Linked DNA regions of Homo sapiens: region 1 is linked to region 2. The links are chromatin loops, found by intact Hi-C in ENCODE. Cell type or tissue: heart right ventricle. All regions are shown on one strand.

Region 1 (2,500 bases), 330 kb before region 2:
GACCGAAATCCTAGCTGGGTACAGTGGTGCACACCTATAGTCCCAGCTACTTGGGAGGTTGAGATGGGGGGATCACTGGAGCTCAGGAGTTCCAGGCCAGCCTGGGCAACATAATGAGGCTCCCATCTCTAAAAAAAATTATTTTAACTATGTGGGTGTGGTGGCACGTGTCTGTGGTCCCAGCTACTCGGGAGACTGAGACAGGAGGATCACTTGAGCCCAGGAGTTGGAGACCAGCCTGTGCAACATAGTGAGACCCCATATCTCCACAAAAAATACAAAAATTAGCCAGGCATGGTGGCGAGCACCTGTAGTTCCAGCTACTTGGGAGGCTGAGGTGGGAGGATTGCCGGAATCTGGGAGGTTGTGGCTGCAGTGACTATGATGGCACCACTGCACTCCAGCCTGGGTGACAGAGCAAGACCCTGTCTCAAAAAGAGAAAGGAAAACTAAATCCTAGTCCTAGCAGAGCTGACACGCTAATGTGGGCCCTGCTGTGGCCCTGGCTCAGGCTCAGTGGGTGATGAGTTACTGGGATGGAATCCCCCTAGTCCTCTCCCAGCTCTCTCCCTTCGCCCTCCAGTGGTGATTAGAAAAGGGGGAGGGAGGGGGAAGAGGTTTCAGCGTCTCCCACCCCTGCAGGTGATGTTCTGCACCCTGAACACCCACAAAGTGGACATGGACAAGCTCCTGGGGGGCCAGATCGGGCTGGAGGACTTCATCTTCGCCCACGTGAAGGGGCAGCGCAAGGAGGTGGAGGTGTTCAAGTCGGAGGATGCACTCGGGCTCACCATCACGGACAACGGGGCTGGCTACGCCTTCATCAAGGTGCCTGGGGAGACGGGGCACCCCGGAGGCCTGGGAGTGAGGGTGGGCCATGGGACCCCGGAAACCAGGGCAGAGCCCCAAGGGCTGATGACTCCCCGCCCCCGCAGCGCATCAAGGAGGGCAGCGTGATCGACCACATCCACCTCATCAGCGTGGGCGACATGATCGAGGCCATTAACGGGCAGAGCCTGCTGGGCTGCCGGCACTACGAGGTGGCCCGGCTGCTCAAGGAGCTGCCCCGAGGCCGTACCTTCACGCTGAAGCTCACGGAGCCTCGCAAGGCCTTCGGTGAGGAGCCGCCCCCTGGACCTCCCCAGTGGCGCTGCTCGCATGGGCGCAGGCGGTGGTGCCGGGAGCGGCCAGCAGGTGGCGCCCAAGCCTGGCCTGCCGAAAGGGAAGGGGTTGCAGAAAGGGAAGGGGTTGCAGCTCCTCCCGACCCCAGACGGGGTGCTGGCCCTTGGCCCAGCCTGGGAGAAGGGCGGGGGCGAGGAGGAAGTTGCCCTCACACCTAGCTTCCAGGGGCCATTAGCCCAGCCAAGCGCCCTCAGCCCTGGCCAGCCCCCTATCCCCAACAGGCCAGGCTTGACTGCTCAGTGCCAGCCCCCCCACTTTTCCATCTGGCTTCACTAACTCTCAGGAATGGGCCCCAGGCCCCTGAGGTGGGGGTGGGGGACTAAATCACTTCCCTGGGCAGGTAGGGCTGGTCTGTGGCCCAGCAGCCATACCCCCTTGGCCAAGAGGAGACGGACTCAGGCAGCTGGAGACTCAGGCTGGGGTACACCTGCTTCCTGTCCCCCAGCCCCTGGGAGCAGAAGTGGCCCCTCCAGTCTCCCCTCCAGCATTTCCTATTCCTGGCCCCCAGCTGTTCCCCCTGCTCTGCCCCACATCCATGCCAGGCCTGAGTCAGGATTCCTGCCCTCCTGGGATCACCCCGGCCCCAGCCCCCAGAAACTTGCAGAAGCCTGGAGAAGTTTGGGGTGGTGGTGAAAGCCAGGAAGGACAAGTTCCTGCCCAGAACGTGCTAAAACCAAGCTTCCCCCACACTCACTCCTCTCCTGCCTCCCACAGACATGATCAGCCAGCGTTCAGCGGGTGGCCGCCCTGGCTCTGGCCCACAACTGGGCACTGGCCGAGGGACCCTGCGGCTCCGATCCCGGGGCCCCGCCACGGTGGAGGATCTGGTGAGTGCTCCAGCCGGACCCTATCTCCGGCATCCCTTCCCTTTCTTTTTTTTTTTTTTGAGACAGAGTCTCACTCTTGTCACCCAGGCTGGAGTGCAGTGGTGCAATCTCGGCTCACTGCAACCTCTGCCTCCCAGGTTCAAGCGATACTCCTGCCTCAGCCTCCCAAGTAGCTGGGATTACAGGTGCCCACCACCATGCCCAGCTGATTTTTGTATTTTTAGTAGAGATGGGGTTTCACCATGTTGGCCAGGCCAGGAGTTGGTCTCGAACTCCTGACATCAGGTGATCCAGCCTCCTTGGCCTCCCAAAGTGCTGGGATTATAGGCATGAGCCACCGCGCCCAGCCCTCCCTTCCTTTTCATAACCGGCAGCATTACCTGTTAGCTGAGGGGACTCTGGGCAGACAGCCTGGATTCTAGTCCACTTCTGCCACTTCCCAGCTCCCAGGGACCTTCCTTGGGCACATGGGCCGCAGTTTGCCCATCAGT
Region 2 (2,500 bases):
TCCTGCTTCTTGTATATTGCTCTGGGGACTCTCGCCGGGGAAGATGGGGCTGATTTCCCACCTAGAGAGGTTGATGGCAGAAGGAAAATGGGGAGGCACTGGGGTTGTGGAGGGCATGGGTATGGCTGAGGAGGGTGCTGGGAACGGCAAGGCGGTCTGGGGGATGGGGAGGGGCAAAGGTGAGAGATCACCTTCCCTATCCTCCACCTTCCCGCAGGGAAGACGAAGCCAGGTGCCAGGGCTGGGGTCGGGACACCCATGTTCTGGGCGGCTTGACCCCAAATCCCAGACCCCGGAAGCTCCAGGCTCGGGATGTGTCCTGAGCACCTGTCCCGGCCCCCTCCTCTCCAGCCTGTCAGGCCAGCCTCCCCAGCCCCCTTCCCTCAACTCTAGGGGCAGCATAGCCCCAGGCCACCCTAGCCCAGCCCCTGCATTGCCGTTTCCCCAGAGGTGGCCCCTCCACCTCTGCTCTGACCTCTCCCCATCTCTCTGCCCCTCCTTTTCTCACAAGTGCCATGAGTTTTCAAACATCTTCGGGTCTCAGCCTGCTGCTGCCATGAACTTTGTTGGGTTAAGGGGGAGGGGCTCTAGGAAGGAACTGGGGGGAAGGGGACAGGTAGGTGGCTGGAGGGACCCTTTTTGCTGCTAGAAAGCCCCTCCCTTCTCCCGGGGAGCTGGGGCTGGCTTGTCCCCATCAATTAGGGGAGAAGGGGTCAGACCAAAGATGGTGGTTTGTCCCGTGTAAGGGAACAGGTGTGGGGAAGAGGTGGGGTTGGGTTCCAACTCTGGCTTTTTCTGGTAGAAAGGCCTAACCCATTACACCAGAAGACCATGGGTGAAGTCTAGATGGGGAGGAGAAGTGAGGCCAGGGACAGTCTTGCCAGACGACTCTGAGGAGGGCAAGGGACAGTTCCATGGCCCTTCCCGGACTGCACTAGGCTGGGAGCTCTGTTGTGTGGAGGGGTGGTCAGAGGTCTGTGAAGAGCGGGCAGGAGGCATGAGCAGGCGAGGAGCTGGCCTGTCCCGGGAAGCAGCCCAGCCTGTGGCTGCCCCCGACACCAGGAGGAGGGCCAGGAGAGTTCCAGGGGGCTGAGGCACACAGAGAGGCCAACTTCCTCCCTGCCCAGCCTTCCTTGTATCTCTCCAGACTCGGACAATCAAAGGGAGAGAGGGTGTATCGGGTCCTGTTCCAGCCGGCATCGCCGGGTGGCTTCCAGGCCTCAGAGCTGTGTGGCAGGGCCCCCTGCTGGGGCTGGACATCACTGCAGTCCAGTGCAAAGCCGCCCCCAGAGCCCAGGTGTCCCCCCAACCTAACCAGACCTGGTGCCTTGACGCCCCCACCCCAGCTGGGACGGTACAGAGAAGGGTCTTGGTTTCCTCTCCTACTCCCTTCCTTAGGCTCCTGAACTCGTTTGCTCCTAAATCTTGTTAATTCTTTTTCTCTGGATTTTGGTTTCTTTTGGCTTTCCCTTGCCTTCCCCTTTCTCTGTCTCCAACACTCTTTCCCCATGTCTTTCTGGCTGTCTCTATGTTCCTCTTCTCTTATCCTCAACTTTCTGTCCATTCGGGCCTCCTCCCCACCTCCCACGCCCCAGCCCCTCCCTCCTTGGTCTCCTTTTCGATATGCCAAACCAATTTTGGGTCGAGTGCATTTAACGAGAACAAAACAAAAGGCTCATAACAACAAGAACGTTTCAGAAAAAAACAAAAAGTTTTAAAAAAATTGTTGAGTCAAAAAGTCAAACAATAAAGAAATTAAGATTTCTTGGAATGACAAGAGTGGTGTGACTTCTTGAGTGGGGGAGTAAGAAATGGGTGAATAGCTGGGCGCGGTGGCTCAGGCCTGTAATCCCAGCATTTTGGGAGGCCGAGGTGGGTGGATCACTTGAGGCCAGGAGTTTGAGACTAGCCTAGTCAACATGGTGAAACCCCATCTCTACTAAAAAGACAAAATTAGCTGGGCGTGGTGGCAAGCACCTGTGGTCCCAGCTACTTGGGAGGCTAAGGCAGGAGAATTGCTTGAACCCGGCTGGGAGGCAGAGGTTGCAGTAAGCCAAGATCGTACCACTGCACTCCAGCCTGGGCTATAGAGTGAAATTCTGTCTCAAAAAAGAAAGAAAGAAATGGTTGAGCAGATCTGCACAGGGGCGTCCCCATGGGCTCTGGTCTGCACTCGAGCATTCAGAACCCCTGGCAGAGGCTTGACAGTTATAGAATCATTCACGTTTATGAGACCTTGGTAAGTTCCTGGGCCTGGTGGAGCATTTCATGTGCAGTTTCTCTGAATCCTCACAAAATCCTCCCAGATGGAGACAGCGATTAGAGTTCCATTTTACAGATGGGGAAACTGAGGCTTACAGCCCTCAGATGCATGCCCAAGTCTCTCTGACCAGGCCACTGTTCCATGCTGTCTCACAGAAGCCCTTCTTGGCCCAGACGTCTGTCCCCAGGCTGTACTAGAGCAGAGCTCAGGAATTTTACACTGTGATGTCTCATTACA

Evidence for each region. Peaks named below come from ENCODE experiments on the same cell type or tissue, not always from the same donor. Only the 100,000 strongest peaks of a DNase experiment are listed, where the experiment ranks them.
Region 1: a loop joins it to region 2, with 2.3 times the contacts of the local background. A loop is called at or near these places in 52 of 110 quality-filtered maps.

What each region holds. Positions count from the first base shown.
Region 1 is chr19:14,478,921-14,481,420 of GRCh38, reverse strand. It overlaps GIPC1 (GIPC PDZ domain containing family member 1), which reads left to right. Exons shown (of 9, transcript NM_005716.4): 5 at 643-828; 6 at 936-1,116; 7 at 1,897-2,009. Among named protein-coding and RNA genes, the nearest start is that of PTGER1, 4.8 kb to the right of the region's middle. RefSeq lists an enhancer at 879-1,473. In heart right ventricle, CTCF peaks have their summits at 985 and 1,184 (motif pointing right); no DNase peak of the experiment used is centred here.
Region 2 is chr19:14,147,014-14,149,513 of GRCh38, reverse strand. It overlaps ADGRL1 (adhesion G protein-coupled receptor L1), which reads left to right. Exons shown (of 23, transcript NM_014921.5): 23 at 1-1,771. The region is part of intron 1 of ADGRL1-AS1 (ADGRL1 antisense RNA 1); the gene reads right to left. Among named protein-coding and RNA genes, the nearest start is that of ADGRL1-AS1, 11 kb to the right of the region's middle. RefSeq lists an enhancer at 893-1,636. In heart right ventricle, CTCF peaks have their summits at 1,039 and 1,238 (motif pointing left); a DNase peak (open chromatin) is centred at 1,213; H3K4me3 peaks cover 330 bases; H3K27ac peaks cover 1,603 bases.